2 separate regions of the Homo sapiens genome follow, and region 2 is linked to region 1. The links are chromatin loops, found by intact Hi-C in ENCODE. Cell type or tissue: PC-3. All regions are shown on one strand. Each heading gives the region's core, and the rest is flanking DNA. Links, peaks and the distances in the headings are about the cores only.

Region 1 (9,644 bases), core at 1,021-9,020:
TCTTGTCATCTTCAAGTTATTTGCCAAGATTGAAAAATAACCATCTTTCTCCTAATACCTTGGTGAGCCTGAGAGAAGAAAATACTACACAGTTCATTTTATTGTAAAAGTAGTGAAATTTCTCAACTGATATTCATCCTTCATTTTTGTGGATTTGTTCAGGGAAGATAAGATTTATTGTTTATTTTTATTTTGCTGTATTGCCAGGCTGGTCTGGAACTTCTGAGCTCAAGCAGTCCTCCTGCCTCGGCCTTCCAAAGTGTTGGGATTATAGGTGTGAGCCACCGCACCTGGCTGGAAGACAGGATTTTTTTGGGAAAGTAAATATCACTTGAGAATATCTACTAGTATGGAATCTAAAGTTATGCATACAAGGATGATCTCATATTTCTTTGTATCTTGTTCCCAGTCTTTCCCCCAATCTTGTCTCGCTTTTTCCTCAACAAGCGTAGTTAACAACTACTATGAATTTGGAATACAAAATGATAACGACCCTGCCTTTAGGAAACTGACAATTTAGAAGGTCAACTAGAAATATAAGTTAATAATTACAGTACAGGAAGTCCCCTGATTTCCTCTATAATAACATGTCTCCCAAAATGTGATTGAAAATAAAAATTCCACATGTCATAGGCGTAGGAGGTATTTGGGTGTTTGTATGGAGAGTCATTTCACAGAGCTAAAATTTATTATTATAAAATACTCAATTCTAGTTCCTGGGCATGTTATCTCCTTTGGAATTAGAAATCTTAGTTGCTGCATAACATTAAAAGTGTCAGGATGATGCCTGTAATCCCAGCACTTTTGAAGGTAGAGGCAGAGCATTGCTTGAGGCCAGGATTTTGAGACCAGCCTGGGCAACATAGTGAGACCCTGTCTCTACCAAAAAATTTAAAAAAATTAGCCAAGCATGGTGGTGTGTGCATGTAGTCCTAGGTACTTAGGAGGCTGAGGCAGAGGATCGCTTGAGCTCAGGTATTTGAGGCTGCAGTGAGGCTGCAGTGAGGCTGAGCTCTACCATATAGAGCTCAGGCTCTATATGGTAGAGCCACTGCAATCCAGCCTCCGCAACAGAGTGAGACCTTGTCTTGGGGGGCAAAAAGTGTAAGGATGGGATTTCTAGGCATATTTGGGGCTGAGGAAATCAGTCTTGGGCCCAACCTCCTTGTAGGGGGTGAGGTGGCAACCTCTGGAATTTGAGGCCTGCTACTGGGATTGTAGGTATAGGAAGTTGAGAGGGAAAGGGTCTTTCTCACCCTGCTGTGGTAGTAAGAGCTTGGTGCTTAATGGGTGCCTTTTAGTTGTTTGATCACCTAGGATTTCTGCTTAGAACCCAGCAATACTTGTAGGCCTGCACAGTCCCAAGAGAGAAATCAGAGACTTGGTGATAAGTCAAGGGTAAGAGATGAGATAAGAGAGCACCTACACTATAGGATATTAGAACTACAACTCCAATTACTCCTTCACTCTCATCTTTTTCCCTCTCCCAGCTGCCAAGTATATGTGACTAGTGGTTTGTCCAGAGCAGGACTGGAGGATGGGGTAGGAAGAATTATTATTTTTTCATCATAGATCAGGATAGTGTCATGTCCCCCTAAACTTCAGGGAGGCCTGGCTTCATACCTCTTCTTCCAATTTCCTAGCATTGTGCAATGACAAAGCTTCATGCAGTAACTCAAAATCATTGTTAATAAGGTGATATCTAAAAGATTGAATTTGATGTTCTGAAGTTAGTGTGAGGATGTCAGTCTGTTAATGTGTGAAATGTTTTGAGCTGTGTGAAACTCAATTTTGCTTAGTGTGTTAAGTACAACTGAAGTAGGTGTAAAAGTCAGTAGTAGCACACAGAAAGGAGTAATGAATTGTGTCTAGAGGGTCAGGAAAGGTCTCACAAAGGAGAGGATCCTTGAATTCTTTGTTCAAGTGGTAGAGTTAAAGAAGTAGATTTTTTTTTTTTTTTTTTTTTTTTTTTTTTTTTTGGCGACAGGGTTTTGCTGTAGGTCTCCCAGGCTGGAGTACAGTGGCGCTATCATAGCTCACTGCAATCTCTAAACTTCTGGGCTCAAGCATAGAAATAGATCTGATAGTGGAAGTCTCTGCCCAGTAATACTGAGATCTTGGAACCTTACTCATTTCAGAAATGGCTCTGGTCTGAATACATTATATGGGACTAAGCTCTTCTAAATATCTTTATCCCTTAATTCTTTATGCATAAACTTCAGCAACTTCTAAGCTACCATTAGGAAATTTTCACTGTAAATTATATACTGGATGATTGAATTTTTAGAATTAGATTTATTCCAAATGTAAGTCAACCTAAATGTAAAGTTTTTCTCTACTTAAATATAAGCTTTTTTGGCACTCTTGAAGATTCTGAGTATTTCTGTGGACAGTTATGGCCATCAGGGTGTTTGTTTGAATTCTGGAATTGCCCTAGAGAGCACATAAGCTGTGGAGTAAAGCAGGTGTGTGGTCTGACTCCTGACTTGGTCACTTAAGATCTGTGCAACCTTGAATAGTAACTTCGATGCTAATTTTCCACATCTGTAAAATATGGATAAAAAATGCAGAGTCTTTAGCACAGTTCCTGGCATGAAGTAATGGCTCAATAAATGTTAATTATTACTATTGTTAACTAAATAAGAGTTCCCTAGGTCTCTGACTTCAAACATATAGTTGTTGGAGACTATGAATACCTTGGGGCCACCTTGAGCTAAGACTAGATGCTCAGGAGCACCTTTTTGATTAGTCATTTATTCATTGAGCATATATTTTTGCATTGTTTAAACTTTAGCAAAATACCTAAGTCAGTCAATTCTATTTTTATACAGATATTTCTATATAGAGGAGATTTCCTATAGGATGACCTGTTCTGGGTGTGTCTATCTGACCTGCAGCTAATCAAGTGACTACAGCTTTGCTAATTTTTTTTTTGAAAAACCCTAATATTGTTAAACAGTAGTACAGAGGAAATAAGCTGTTGGTCAGCTTCTAAATTCTGGCACGGGTTAGATTTGCCTAAGAGCAAATCATATAGCAAGAGTTGATGAGAGAACTTTTCTCATATCTTCTAGCCTGGGTAAGTTTGTCTCATTTGGTGTCAAGTCAGAGGAATCTGAACTATAGAACCAAATTGTAGGGAAAGATGACTAAGGGTTTGTGATGTCTTTTTTTTTTTTTACCCCCCTCAAAGGAGTTCTAGGTGTAAAAAGCATCATGGTTTAAACGTTACGAGGCATCAGTGAAGGCAGCAGAAAAGTCAGAAACTAATATAGCCAAGTCTAGATTGTATCTGTTATAAACTCTTTAATCAGAAGATTCTAGCTTCTAGAACCAGGTCTGTAAAATGTTGAGAGCCCTCTAAGTAAACTCCATTATAGTCATTTAATTGATTTTTCTTTGTCTTTCTTCTTGGACATACTCTTCTTTAAAGAGAGCGTTCCCCCCTCTACCCCAGATAGTATCTATCTTTGAGGTTTTGAGAACAATAGTATTCTTGTTCTTTAGGTTCTGAGTTGCTGACTTGAGGGAATTTGATACACAGGAGTCCCCAAGGCCCCCCAGTGGATACCTGAAACCATGGATAGTACTGAACCCTATATATACAGGTCAGGCATCCCAAATCTGAAATCCAAAACGTTCCAAAATCTGAAACCGACGTGACACTCTGAAGAAATGCTCACTGGAGCATTTTGGATTTGTGGATTTGAGATGCTCAACTGGTAAGTATAACACAAATATCCCCAATAGGAAAAACTCCCTATTCCCATTAGTTTTTACTTGATATTCTGAATTCTTAAGTGTGATTTTTTTTTCTAATTTGGGGATAGCTCCTATTTTTGTGAGAGAAATTAATGGGAAATTTTGAGATGGTAACTAGAAATTGTCTTTGCAGTGTTAAATTTTTAGTTGGGAGGCTACTAGGCTGGGTGGCTCTAGCTGTTTAAGTTCCTGTCTAAGCAAACCAAAGCCCAACTTAGAAAGTAAAAGGAAACTAGATATTTTGCCAACTAGAAACCACCTAAGTAATCTCTAACTAGTGTCTTTCCACTCTGACCAATGAGATATGTTTTCTTTGTCTTCCGTGTTCAGCCTATAAAGCTTACAGCCCACACTGCTGTGAATGAAGCTCTTCAAACCTTTTATGGTTCAGAGTGCTGCCTAATTGATGAATCATTCTTTGCACAGATAAACTCTTTTGTCTGTTTTTGCTTTAAACAACAAAGGAACATAAATTCTGTTAATTGATTGTATGAATATAACAGTGAAAATTCCCTGTTAGGCTTTGGTTATCAGTATTTTAGGAATACTTTTTAAAACATCCCCTTTAGCTTTTAATGTGTTTTGGTTAGACAAGATGATGTATGTGTCAGTATAATGCCAGGCTCACAAAAGTTGCTAACTAAATGTTAGTTCCTTCAATACATACATTCATTCCCTGGGACATGGTTCCAAAAGTAGATTATCATAAGAATTCTGTGAGAAGCTTTGAAAAAACTACAGATGTCTATGGCATATATTAATACATGGCGTCTATATCCATACATGTATGTAAATGTATGCAAACAATTTAATCTACTTTTTCCTTAACATTAACTCCTTCAGATAGAATGGTTGGCCCAAATGATTTAATTATTTTTTAGGTTGTTGATTCATAGAAACAAATCCCCTGCAGAAAGGTTGTACCAATTTACACGGTTACCTTTCTTCACATTTTCTCTAACACTGGGTATTCTTGAGCTTTTAGTATTTCTCAGTTGGTGGAAAGGATCTCTTAGTTTGTTGGGATCTCTTTGATTATGAGTGAGATTCAGCATTTTCCATAATTTACTGATGTCTGCATTTCTTCCTCCCTCCTTCCCTTTCTTCTTTCCTTTCTCCTTCTCCTACTTCCACTTTCTCCCGTCCTGTCCTCCCTTTCCCCTGCTCTCCCTCTTTCTTCCCCTTCTATCCCCCTCCCCTCCTGTTTTTCCTTCTTTGCTTGTTTTTGATCTCTGTTCTTCCACATATGAAGATTCTATTTTGACCAGCAATAAGTTGAATTATGGGGCTAGAAGATAAGGACTAAAAACAAGAATTGGTGTCCAGAAAGGTGGGGTAATTTTGATTACTATGCCTGTTGCAAACATGAGCAAGATGTTAAATGTATCATAGATCTGCAAGGTTTTTTTAATTCATATTTTTTATCTATTGTCTCATTAATGTTATCTTTGAGAAATGGTTCTTTTCAGTTTGAGAATGGGGGAATTGGATTTAAAATTTTCTTACATGAAGAAACCAAATATTTTGCTGCTATCCTTTGGAAACTTCTTACTATGATTGGTTCTGGGTGGCATTGGAATCAGTTTGAAATGATGCCATTAATGACCACATGTTTGGATTTCTTGACTATGGGTAAATGTGATTAGAACAGAAATCCCTTAATAATAGGGATTCTTTATCTTTGTGTCCCTAGTGCCTCATAGTATCTGGCCCTAATTAGGAGCTTTAGAAGTGCTTATTGACTGATTGCTTTTTTATCTGAATCGGCCCTTTCTATCCCATCATTATGATAACATCCATCTTGGTAGTAGTAAAACTGTTGCAAACTGCAGAAATGAACTGTGATTTTTTTTTTTTTTTTTTTTTTTTTTAAAGACAGGGTCTCACTCTGTCACCCAGGCTGGAGTGCAGTGGCATGAACATCTTAATAGCTCACTGCAGCCTCAACCTCCCCAGGCTTAGGTGATCCTCCCACCTCAGCCACCAGAGTAGCTGGAACTACAGGTACACTCCATCATGCCCAGCTAATTTTTGTATTTTTTGTAGAGACAGGTTTCATCATGTTGCCCAGGCTGGTTTCAATCTCCTGGGCTCAAGGGATCTGCCTACCTTGGCCTCCCAAAGTATTGGGATTACAGGTGTCAGCCACGGTGCCTGGCACAAATAACTTTTTCAGACACCACTTTTGATTCTTCTGGGTATGTATCCAGAAGTGGAATCACTGGTATCATACTGTAATTCTATTTTTTTTTTTTAAATGGAGTCTCACTCACTCAGGCTGGAGCGTAGTGGTACTATCTCGGCTCACTGCAACCACTGCCTTCTGGGTTCAAATGATTCTCCTACCTCAGCCTTCCAAGTAGCTGGGACTACAGGCGTGTACCACCACACTGGCTAATTTTTTTTTGTATTTTTAGTAGAGATGGGGTTTCACCATGTTGGCTAGGCTGGTCTCGAACTGCTAACCTCAAGTGATCTGCCTGCCTTGGCCTCCCAAAGTGCTAGAATTATAGGCATGACCATCGTTTTCAGCCTCTTTAATTCTTTTTTCAATTTTTTGAGGAGACATCATACTGTTTTCCACAGTGGCTACACCATTTTACATTTCCATCAGCACTGCACAGGGTTCTAATTTCAGCACATTCTTACCAACACTTATTTTCTGCTGGTTTTTTTTTATAATCATCATCATCTTAATGGGTGTGAAGTGGTATCTCATTGTGGTTTTGATTTGCATTTTTGAAATGATAAGTGATGTTGAGCATCTTTTCTTATGCTTACTGTTCATTTGCATATTTTCTTTGGAGAAATACCTATTTAAGTCCTTTGCCCACTGTTGAGTCAGATTTTTTGTTGTTGAGTTTTAGGGATACTTTTTAAAGATGCTAATCACGTGAACTCCTTTTTAAGTGATTTATAATTCCGTAACATATACTTTTTTTTTTCTGATCGATTTCCTTATAGTTTGTATTCTAGTGGGTTAATGGAGTGTGATTTTTTTTTAAAACAGCTTTGCTGAGGTGTGATTGGCATAAAAAATACTGCACACATCTGAAATGAACAATTTGATTAGTTTTGACATATGTATACATCTGTGAATCCATACTCATTACCTCCACAGATTTCTTCTTGCCCCCTTGTAATCTTTTCCCCCACTACTACCCATCCTTCCTTGTCTCCAGGAAAATCCTGAATTGCTTTTGGTCACTATAAATTTAGTGCCTTTTCTAAAGTTTTTTTTTAAAATGGAACTTCTAGTATATACTTTTGGGCAGGGGCTGTCCATTCCTGTGTTTATTTATCCTTTGTATATTTTCTTTGGTAAAATATCTGTTCAAATATTTTGGCCATTATTTAAATTGGGTTGTTTGTTTTCTTATTATTGAGTTTTGAGAGCGGTTTATATTCTTGATCAAAGTTGTTTATAAGATACGTGCTTCGCAGATGTATTTTTCCTGGACTGTTGCTTGTCTTTTCTTTCTCTTAATAGTGTCTTTTGAAGAGCACACATTTTAAATTATGATGAAATTTGTTTGTTCTCATATGGATTGTGTTTATCTATCAGTTTGTTCTCATATGGATTCTATTTTTGTTTATGTATCTAAGATATATTTGCCTAATCCAAGGGCATAGAAGTTCTCTCCTGGAAGTTTTATGGTTTTGTATTTAGACCTATGATGCATTTTGAGTTAATTTTTTTATATGGGATAAAAATTGGATAGAAATTCTTTTTTGGGGGGTAGAGACATGCAGTTATTTCAGCATCATTTACTGAAGTGGTTTGTGTCCTTTTGATTTTTGTCAAAAATCATTTGACTGTATACGCGTGGGTTTATTTCTGACTCTTATTTTGTTCCACTGACCTCTTTGTCTTTCTTTTTTTTTTGTCTCTCATACCAGCTCAGTTTTAATTTTAAAGTGACAAATGTACAGGTGGAATAAAATTTTAAGCAACACCCTCCAAATTCCTCTTACATGACAAGAAGAAGCTGAATGTAATTTTGCTCTATAACCAACTAAACAGTAGCTCAGGATAGACATAAAGCCAACTTTTCCAATTAAGCCTTTGTGAAAATCAATTTCTAAATGGATCACAACTCCAGGATATTGTTTCTGTGCTGTGATTTCTTTGTCTTTCTTGATGCCACTACCATGCTGACTATTATGGCTTTATAAGTCATGAAATCGGGTCACGTTAACCCATACAACTGCTTGTTCCTTTTCAGAGCAATTTTGGCTATTGTGCTGGTTACCAATCTGTTGCCTCTCAGCTCCAAATGCATCCTTTTTGCCTGCTCTGTGAAAATAGATCAGGCCCTTTAAATATTTTTCTTTTGTCAGCTGACAATGTTAAGTTTTGCCAGTACAGAGTGCTGGAGAAACACTGCAGAGAAGTTTTGCTTGTTCGTTTCTGTGTACTTGCTTAGTGGACTGTAGCAACACACTCAGCTTCTCCAGTGTCAACCCACATTGGCTTTCCCACTCTACAGTTTCTGTAGGATGCATGTTTTCACCATTATCAGGCTTCTGCAGTGCTCAGAGGGCAGCAATACCCAGCAACCAGTGACCCGAGGCCAGCAACTTCTTTTACTTCCCCCTCAGTTGGATTTGTAACAGAGTATCTTTGGTGGGACACTTCTGTGTGAAGAGATTTTACTAGCACCCTAAAGAATGGATTTCTGGCAAGTTCCACAAGGTAGACTTCCAGTAAGTTCTGCTGGTGCAGCACTACAGCAACTTCCGTGCTATTCAGTGAGAGGACTGTGTTCTCTCCAACAAGGTCTGGATCTCAGCCCTGGGATGGTTTAGGGTCGGAGGAAGCTCTTGCCTTGGTGTTCTGTGTCAGCCTAGGGAGCATTGGCTACTCTTAAGAGTTCTCTTTATTTCTCATTAGTTAATTAGCTGTTTCTCCAACCCCATGTTAAATAGTTAGTGATCCTTTTTATTAAGCTTTCACTTTTCAAATTACTGTGTGGCTTTTCTCTCCGGAATGGCTTTACATTTCCATATGAATTTAAGAAACAGTATGTAAATATTTGATTGGAATTGCATCGAATCTATAGATGAATTTGAGGGACAGTTGACATCTTAACGATATCAAGTCTTCTGACTCATGAATAAAATGTCTCCATTTATTTGGATGTTTAATTTCTTTCAGCAGTATTTTATTGTTTTCAATGTACTGATCTTACCCATATTTTATTAGGTTGATCTTTAAGTATTTTATATTTTTTGATGCTTTTATAAATATTTAAATAACATATCAATTTTTTTTTTTTGAGACAGAGTTATTGGCCAAGTGTGGTCAGTAACTGTCACCCAGGCTGGAGTGTGGTGGCATGATATCAGCTCACTGCAACCTTCACCTTCTGGTTTCAAGTGATTCTTCTGACTCAGCCTCCTGAGTAGCTGAGATTGCTCAGCTACCACACCCAGCTAATTTTTGTATTTTTAATAGGGATGGGATTTCACCATCTTGGCCAGGCTGGTCTCGAACTCCTGACCTCAAGTATCTGCCCTCCTCGGCCTCCCAAAGTGCTGGGATTAAAGGCGTGAGCCACCACACCCGGCCAATAACATACAATTTTTAATTGTTCATTACTAATGTATAAGAATGCAATTGATTTTTGTATAGTGGCATTGTATCCTGAAAACCTGCTGTACTCATTCTGGTAGCTTTTTTTGTAGATTACATTGGCTTTTCTGCATAGACAAAGCATGTCTTTTGTGAATAAAGAGAGCTTTATTTCTTCCATTCTAATAAAAAGACAATCCTTTTATTTCTTTTTCTTGCCTGATTTCACTGGCTAAAACCTCTGATATAATGTTGAATAGAAAAAGAGCAGACATCTTAGTCTTGTTTCTAATCTTAGGGGGAAAGC
Region 2 (9,644 bases), core at 548-8,547, 54 kb before region 1:
ATGGTAGAGGTGGAAGGGGGAAGGGGAGGCGTGAGAGGCAGGCACACATGGTGTAACTTTATGGCAATACGTCATACTTCTGCCTTTTTTGCTTTTTCATTTCTCTGAAAACATTTCCATATGGTACCAATCCTTCTTCCACCGTTTGCTTTAGTTTCAGTGCCCATATCAGAGAAGGGTCCATGTCATGAAGGAGTCAAAAGCAGTCTTGAACAATCAGACAGTCTTCTGCCATATCGTCTGATGTCATTTTGTTTTCTTGCATTCCTTCTACATTACCTGGTACTGGATTGGAAGCACTTACCGAGTCATCTTTTTAAATTCCTCTTGTGTGATGTCTATTTCTTGAATTTCTCCAAGATTTGTATCTTGAAACCCTTTAACCCACCCCCCCCTTTTTTTTTTTTTGCCATATCCACAGTCTTTTTCGTGATTTCCTTGATTGGCCCTGTGGCAAATCCTGTGAAGTCATGCACAACATCTGGACACAGTCTTCTCCAGCAGGAATTTATTGTTTCAGGCTTGATGGCTTTCATGGCTTTTTCCATAACAACGACGGCTTCTTCAGTGGTGTAATCCTTCCAGACTTTCAGGATGGTTTCTTTATTGGCATTCTCTTTCATAGAGTTGACAGTACTTTCTGTAGTGTACTGTGTCCAGTGATCCTCGTGACCCCCTGATTTAGAAGCTGAATTAGAGACATTTTGTTTGGGGGCAAGTAGACTACTTCAGCACCTTTGGTGTTGAACTCATGGGGTTCCGGGTGGCCAGGGGTATTGTTCAATAATAAAAGAACTTACAGGCAAAATACTTCCTGACTTCAGGGACAAAGCATCAATGGAACCAATCCAGAAAAAGGGTTCTCATTGCCCAGGCTTTTTTTGTTCTATGACCAAAAGACTGGGAGCTGGTGTTTATCTTTTCCCTTCAAGGCTTGGGGGTTTGTAGCATTATAGATAAGGGCAGTTCTGATCATAAACCACACTGCATTTTCACCAAACAGTAGAGTTAGCCCATCCCTTCCTGCCTTTAATCCTGGTGCTTTTTCTCTTCCTTACTAATGAATGTTTTTTATGGCATTGTTTTCCAGAATAGGGCACTTTTGTCTATATTAAAAACTTGTTTAGGCGGATATTCTTTCTCCATATTTCTTTTTTTTTTAAGAGATAGGGTCTTGCTCAATTGCCCAGGCTGACATGCAAATGGCATGATCATAGCTCACCGCAGTCTCAAACTCCTGGACTTAGGCAGTCCTCCTGCCTCAGCCTCCCGAATAGCTGGGATGCAAGTGTGCACCACTATGCCTGGCTAATTTTTAAATATTTTTTATTTTTTTGTAGAGACAGGGTCTCACTGTGTTGCCCAGTCTGGTCTTAAACTCCTGGCCTTAGGTGATCCTCCCACCTGGGCCTTCCAGAGTGCTGGGGTTACAGGTGTGAGCCATTATGCCTTCCCCCAGCTAATTAAAAAAATGTTTTTTGTAGAGGCAGGGTCTCGCTGTATTGCCCAGGCCCAGGCTGATCTTGAACTCCTGGCCTCAAACGATCCTCCTGCCTCATCTTCCCAAAGTGCTGGGATTACAGGGATGAGCCACTGCACCTGGCCTCCTCAGTGATTTTCTTTCTTTCTTTCTTTTTTTTTTTTTTTTTTCGAGACTGAGTCTCGCTTTGTCACCCAGGCTGGAGTGCAGTGGCGCGATCTCGGCTCACTGCAACCTCCGCCTTCCGAGTTCAAGTGATTCTTCTGCCTCAGCCTCCTGAGTAGCTGGGACTACAGGTGTACACCACCACGCCTGGCTAATTTTTGTATTTTTTGTAGAGACGGGGTTTCACCATATCGGCCAGGCTGGTCTCGAACTCCTGACCTTGTGATCTGCCCACCTCGGCCTCCCAAAGTGAATGATTTTCTTTCTTTTTTTTTTTTTTTTGAGATGGAGTCTGGCTCTGTCGGCCAGGCTGGAGTGCAGTGGCGCAATCTCTGCTCACTGCCAGCTCCGCCTCCCAGGTTCACGCCATTCTCCTGCCTCAGCCCCCTGAATAGCTGGGACTACAGGCACCCATCACTACGCCAGGCTAATTTTTTGTATTTTTAGTAGAGACTGGGGTTTCACAGTGTTAGTCAGGATGGTCTTGATCTCCTGACCTCGTGATCCGCCTGCCTCGGCCTCCCAAAGTGCTGGGATTACAGGCGTGAGCCACCGCGCCCGGCCTAAGTGAATGATTTTCTTAATGTCATCTGGAAAGTCGTCTGCTGCCTCTTGGTTGGCAGAAGCTGCTTCTCCTGTTATCGTGACGTTTTTAAAGCCAAAACTCTTTCTAAAATTATCAAGCCATCCGTGGCTGGCATTATATTCTTCAGCTTTAGATCCTTCGCCTTCCATTTGTTTTAAGTTGTATAATGACTTTGCTTTTTCTTGAAACTTATTAAAGTTTATAGGGATGCCTTTCTTTATAGCAATCCTGTACCCCTATAAAAGCTACATTTTCAACATGAGATAAAAAACTATTTCACAAAACGTGCACAATTTTTGCATCTGCTGGTGTGCCTTCAGCAATGGCTTCATGAATTCTTTTTTTACAATGGCCCTTATGCTGGATTCATTTATTTTGAAGTAGCACGCAACTGCAGCTGCAGACCTCAATCTACAGTACGTATCAAGCAATTCACCTTTTTCTTGTAATGCCATGATTTTTCTCTGCTTCTTGGGAGCACTTCCGGCATCACTAGTGGCACTTAGGTGTCATTTGAGGTTTATAGTATCGTACTAAACATAATGAAACCGCGAGAGATCACTTTTTACTGGAATATACAATTTATTGGAAAGATGAACTGCTTGCTTGGAGATGATTAATGTCACATGGTACTTTAAGCAAATATTCACTCTTGAGCTCACCTCATTAACAACAGGAGGTGGCTACAAAATTATTTCAATAGTACAGGGTGTAGTACAGTTAAATTTATGTAGTTATGATTTAATACTGCATCTTTACTCTTTTGAGACAGGGTTTCTCTCAGTGTCAAATGCCACCATGTGTGGCTAAGTGTGTGGTATAAGTTGTGACAATTTTTAACTTTTTATAATAGATTTGTATATATTTGTAGTAGTAAATGATAAAATAGACTAGTATCTACATATATTTTAAGCACTCATGACATACCTCTTACTTTCTATTTTTCTTTTCTTTTCTTTTTTTTTTTTTTTTTTGATGAAGTCTCATTCTGTCACCCAGGCTGGAATGCAGTGGCACGATCTCGGCTCACTGCAACGTCCACCTCTGGTGTTCAGGTGATTCTCCTACCTCAGCCTCCCGTCTTTTTCTTTTTTTGACCCAGGGTCTCACTCTGTCACTCAGGCTGGAATGTCATGATTCAATCATAGCTCACTGCAACCTCTGCCTTCTGACTCAAGCGATTCTCCCATTTCAGCCTCCCAAGTAGCTGGGACTGCAGGTGCATGCTACCATGCCTGGCTCATTTTTGTGTTTTTTGTAGAGACAGGGTTTTGCCATGTTGCCCTTGTCCAGGGTGGTTTTGAACTCCAGTGCTCATGATCCTCCTGCCTTGACCTCCCAAAGTGCTGGGATTACAGGTGTGAGCCACTGCACATGGCCTACTTTTTTGATATTTCTAGGTTATATGGTTGTCTATGAATATTTTCAAATTGTCACAAACCTCCCCCAAATTTATCAACATATTTATTGAAAAACATTAGCATATGAGTGGACCCTCAAAATTCAAACCTGTGTTGTTCAAGTTTTAAGCCCTGAGAGCTCTAAGAGTTTAAAGCTAAAAACAATTAGAAAAAAAATGGAGTTTCTTTTTTTTTTTTTGAGACGGAGTTTCACTCTTGTTGCCCAGGCTGGAGTGCAATGGCACGAACTCGGCTCACCACAACCTCCACCTCCTGGGTTCAAGCGATTCTCCTGCCTCAGCCTCCCAAGTAGCTGGGATTAAAGGCATGCACCACCACACCCAGCTAATTTTTTTGTATTTTTAGTAGAGACAGGGTTTCTCCATGTTAGTCAGGCTAGTCTAGAACTCACGACCTTAGGTGATCCACCCGCCTCGCCCTCCCAAAGTGCTGGGATTACAGGTATGAGCCACCATGCCTGGCCGTTTTTTTTTTTTTTTTTTTTAAACATGAAATGTTCTTTTTCCCCCTGGTTTTATTGAGGTATAATTGGCAAATAAAAATTGTATATATTTAAGGTGTACAACTTGATGTTTTGGTATATGTGTAGATTGTGAAATGTTTACCACAATCATGCTAATTAACACATCCGTCACCTCACATAGTTATTTTTGTGTGTTTGTGTGGTGAGAACATTTAAAATCTCCTTTCTGGCTGGGAGCAGTGGCTCATGCCTGTAATCCCAACACTTTGGGAGGTTGAGGCAGGCGGATCATGAGGTCAGGAGTTTGAGACCAGCCTGGCCAACATAATGAAACCCCATCTCTATTAAGAATACAAAAAATTAGCTGGGTGTGGTGGCGGGCCCCTGTAATCCTAGGTATTTGGGAGTCTGAGGCAGGAGAATTGCTTGAACCTGAAAGACGGAGGTTGCAGTGAGCTGAGATCACGCCACTGCACTCCAGCCTGGGTGACAGTGCAAGACTCTGTCTCAAAAAAAAAAAAAATCTACTTTCTTAGCACATTTAGTGTGTACAATAAATATTATTAACTGTGGTCACCATGCTGTACGTTAGATCTCTCGAACTTACTCATCCTGAATAACCCTTTGGCCAACATCTCCCCATTTCCTCCTCACCCCAGCCCTTGGCAACCACCATTCTGTTCTCTGCTTCTATGAGTTCACCTTTTTTAGATTCCATATATAAGTAAGATCATGTAGTACGTGTATTTGTCTTTTTCTGCCAGTCCTATTTTACTTAGCCTAATGTCCTTCGGGTTCATCCATGTTATTTGCAGATAACAGTGTAAAGGGGAGGCAAACTTTACCTCCACCTTTTTAAAGTTTTTTTTTTTTTTTTGCTTGGCCTCACAAATTACCATAAGATAGATTATCAGGAGAAAAGCACACAAATTTATTCAATACAAGTTTTATGTGGCACAGGAGCCCTCATAAGGAAACAGACCCAAAGATACAGTTAGAATTGAATACTTACATACTGAATTGGACAAAGGATAATAACTTGTGAAAAATAAACTGGATTATATGGGGAGGCTTAAAGGATAGAAGTTATTTTAACAAAGTCTGTATGGAATTCTCTTTGTCTCCATATCCCGTCCTTGATGATAAAAATGTTGCTTTCCTTTTAGTTTAAGGAGGACATCATTCACATGGGAATTTCATCTGCTTTTAAGAAATAGAAGAAAGGTCAGAGCGCTCTTCTTACACCTGCTGTTTTTCAAGTGCCTTTGACTCAAAATAGTCAATATGTCAGAATGGCGTATTTAAACTCCAACAGGATTGTCTTACTTTTTAAAAGCTGAATATGAATCCTGTGTGTGTGAGCATGCACACACACATGCACACATAACACATTTTCTTTCTTTTTTTTTGAGACGGAGTCTCTCTTTGTCGCCCAGGCTGGAGTGCAGTGGTGTGATCTTGGCTCACTGTAAGCTCTGCCTCCCGGGTTCAGGCCATTCTCTTGCCTCAGCCTCCCTAGTAGCTGGGACTACAGGTGCCCGCTACCATGCCCGGCTAATTTTGTTTTTGTATTTTTAGTAGAAACAGGGTTTCACCATGTTAGCCAGGATGATCTCAATCTCCTGACCTCGTGATCCGCCCGCCTTGGCCTCCTGAAGTGCTGGGATTACAGGCGTGAACCACCGCGCCTGGCCTACATAACACATTTTCTTTACCCGTTTATCCATTGGTGGACGCTTACGTTGACTCCATATCTTAGCTATATGAATAATGCTTTCATGAACATTGGAGTGCAGATACCTCCTTGACATACTGATTTCATTTCCTTTGGATGTATACCCATAAGTGGAATTGGTGGAGCATATGGTAGTTCTATTTTTAATATTTTGAGGAACCTCCACACTGTTCTTTTATAATGGCTGTCTCAATTTACATTCCCACCAACAGTGTACAAGATTCCCTTTTCTCCACATCCTCATCTTTTGTCTTTATGTGAATAGCCATTCTAACAGGCGTGAGGTGATACAGAATTGTGGTTTTGATTTGCATTTTTGTGATGGTTCATCAGTATTTTTTCATATACCAATTGGCCATTTATATGTCTTCTTTTGAGAAATGTCTATTTAGGTCTGTAGCCCATTTTTTAATTGCATTATTTGTTTTCTTGCTATTGAGTTGAGTTCCTTATATACCGAATTCCTTCTTAGTAATTTTAAAAATAGCATTATTAAGGTATAATTTATATACCATAACATTCATAGTTCAAGTTCTAGTAAATTTATATAGTTGTGCAACAATTATCACAATCCAGTTTTAGAAAACTTTCATCTTCCAAAAAACCCATTCTTGTCCATTTGCAGTCACTCCCTGTGCCTATCCCCAGCTCCAGGCAACCACTGATCTGCTTTTTGTCTCCATGGTTTTGCCATTTCTTGATTTTTAATATTAATGGAATCATACAATAGTGTAGTCTTTTGTGTACTCCTCCTTTCATTTAGCATGATTCTGTTTAGTAATGGGAATGAATGGATAAAGTACAAAAGCTTTGAACTTGGAATCAGGAGACTTGGATACTAGTAGTGTGTGCCACCAAATATATAAACATGGTTAACCACTTGTCCCCTCTCGGCCTCTGCTTTTTCTTCCATAAAATGAATTATTTTGACTTTCTTATATCCCACTTTTCACAGCTGGGTAGACATTCACTGACCTTTTCTTAAAAGGTACATTAACTCTTCCTCTTAAATGTAGCCACTGTGTGTGTGTGTGTCTTTTTCTGGATCAAAAAAATGAGGCTTATGTCAGCTATGGTCTGAATGTCTCTTCAGAATTCTTACGTTGAGACCTAACCTTCACTTTGATGGTTTTAAGAGGTGGGGCCTTTGGGAGGTACCTACGTCATGAGCGCAGAGCTCTCAGGAATGGGATTAGTGTCTTTACTATTAAAGAGGCCTGAGGGAGCTTGAACCCCCACTTTCTGCCATCACCAGACACCAAACCTTGATCTTGCACTTCCTAGCCTCCAGAACTGTAAGCAATAAATTTCTGTCATTTATAAGTTACCCAGTCTAAGGTATTTTGTTATAGCACCCCAAACGGACTAAGACATGGTCTAATGGATGATTCAGCAATGAACAAATTTGGAATTGTCTGGAAGAATCAAGATGGGTGATTAAACATTTTCTTGGGCATTTCTTAGTTCACACATACAACTCTGAGGATGGGGATAATCTTAAATGCTGAGTTAATAAAGATTTTTGACGAGAACAAAGCCATAGTTGAATAATTCTGTGAGGTAGAGCTTCAAAAGTGATTGAAACTTGTTATGAAGAGAAGTACAAGACTATATGCTGTTTTAGTTTTTTGTTTTGGGAGTAGAAAGTGGGTTGGAACAATTTCAGTGAAGTTTGTGCCAAGCTGCACTCAAGGTAGTCAAGTGGGGTTAGATAGTTTTTCAAGAAGAACGAAGGAAAGTGCATGACTATCATTGGGAAGGTTGTCCTAGAGGCAAAGCTGACAGGTAACATTCAGGTTATAAACTAGGAAAACAATACATGTATGGGGGATTTAAAAAATAGTGTACATGTGTATATGTGTGTGTTTGTAACAGGAGTAGACAATTGACTGAGTAGGCTGGTGTCAGGTATATGCTAAAAGAGTAATGTTCATTTTCAGTATAGTATAAAAAAAGAGAATTGAATCACAGCTGCCTAAATTTAAAAATCAGTGTTGTAACTGCTTTCAAATAATCAATAATTTGACTTTTAGAAACCTTCAGGGCTTGTTATTTTACCTACAGTAGTAGGAAGTATGGCTATTAAATGATTGAACTTTATTTTTACCCAACATACTAGAGCATATGAGTGATAACCCACAGAGCAGACACTGGAGGAGGGGAATGTAGCTATAAATGTATTTTAATGATGGTGTCATTACAGCGGCGTAAGAAAATTTGTTTCATGTTTTAGAGTCACACTTTTTGTTCAAAAGTAGCATTTCCAATGTAGGTAAACCACTTTTTGATAACAAATATCTCCAAATCAAAACTATGTTTATTTTATGAAGATTTGTCACTCTGACAATATTATAAACATTATATTAAGACTTTAAAGCAGGCCAGGCATGGTGCCTCATGCCTGTAATCACAGCATTTTGGAGGCTGAGATGGGAGGATTGCTTGAGCCCAGGAATTTGAGATCAGCCTGGGCAACATGGTGATACCCCATCTTTACAAATAATTAAAAAATCAGCCGGGTGTGGTGGTGTGTGCCTGTAGGCCCAGCCATTTGTGAGGCTGAGTTGGGAGGATCACTTGAGCACGGGAGGTCAAGGCTGCCGGTAAGCTGAGATTGTACCACTGCGCTCCAGCCTGGATAGTAGAGTGAGACTGTCTCAAAAAAAAAAAAAAAAAAAAAAAAAAGACTTACAAGAGACTTTAAAGCAGCTACAAAAGTTGAATCCCAAAGCTTTTTATGAAATGTCAGTGTCAGCGTTATGGAAATAAATGTAGAACTCTCTGAGGTGACTGTTCTTATTGCAAGAATCTTTTTTTGTTTTTGTTTTTTTTTTTGAGACAGGGTATCACTCTGTTGCCCAGGCTGTAGTGCTGTAGTGCTTTCATGGCTTACTGCAGCCTCGACCCCTGGGGCAGAATCTATCCTCCCAGCTCAGCCTCCTGAGTAGCTGGGACTGTAGACACATACCACCACGCCCAGCTAATTTTTTTTTGTTTTTGATATTTTTTGTAGAGACAGGGTTTCTCTGTGTTGCCCAGGCTGGTCTCGAACTCTGAGCTCAAGCGACCTGCCCACCTCGGCCACCCAAAATGTTGGGATTACAGGGGTAAGCCATTGCACCAGCCAAGAATGTTCTTTTGAAAATGTGTTATGCCATATTTATTTTAAAAGTCCCACTGAATTTTTAATACATATAAAATACTGAAATATGAGTTGTGTAATTGGAAAAATGTCAATGTAAATGAAAAGAGACACTTTTTCTGTTCTGAAGCTTCAAAATATTAAAGATCATCGTTCATATTTTCCTGGGGAATTTTTATTTTTAGTCATAATAGTAAATGAGCAGCCGTCAGAAGATATAGCCATTTCTAGGTTTAGAATTCCTTTTCTTTATATAGTTCTCTTGAATACTTGTCTTTAAGAAAATAGACATTAAGGATTTCTTGTGTAATCAAATACTACTTTGATATTTGTACAGAGCATGAGAGCAAGACTAGAACCACATTAAAGCAGGAAGAATAATTAAAAGTTTTGTAACATAGCAAAGAATAGATGGGGTAATTTACAATGGAAAAGTAGACGTACAGAACATCATTAGATGGGATATAGAAAGCTCTCTTTAAAAAAGGGATATCAGATCAAATAGACTGAAGAATTTGTATCCTACAAGTTAAGTAAAAAATGAGATGAGCAATTAATGAGAAAATGTGCTCTAAAATACTTGGTTGCATTGATTGGCAATTCTTTTCCACTTCCTATAGGGGCTATTTCAGACCTTTTCTACTAATTTTTT

The links. Hi-C counts contacts between places; a loop is a spot of excess contacts. Peaks named below come from ENCODE experiments on the same cell type or tissue, not always from the same donor. Only the 100,000 strongest peaks of a DNase experiment are listed, where the experiment ranks them.
Region 2: a loop joins it to region 1, with 2.5 times the contacts of the local background. A loop is called at or near these places in 6 of 110 quality-filtered maps.

What each region holds. Positions count from the first base shown.
Region 1 is chr14:65,474,693-65,484,336 of GRCh38, forward strand. All of the region lies in intron 2 of FUT8 (fucosyltransferase 8), which reads left to right. Among named protein-coding and RNA genes, the nearest start is that of MIR625, 8.4 kb to the left of the region's middle. In PC-3, for the core only: no CTCF peak of the experiment used is centred there; no DNase peak of the experiment used is centred there.
Region 2 is chr14:65,421,353-65,430,996 of GRCh38, forward strand. The region is part of intron 1 of FUT8 (fucosyltransferase 8); the gene reads left to right. Among named protein-coding and RNA genes, the nearest start is that of FUT8, 13 kb to the left of the region's middle. RefSeq lists a silencer at 3,945-4,145 and an enhancer at 4,633-4,702. In PC-3, for the core only: no CTCF peak of the experiment used is centred there; DNase peaks (open chromatin) are centred at 3,379 and 4,749; H3K4me3 peaks cover 1,466 bases; H3K27ac peaks cover 2,936 bases.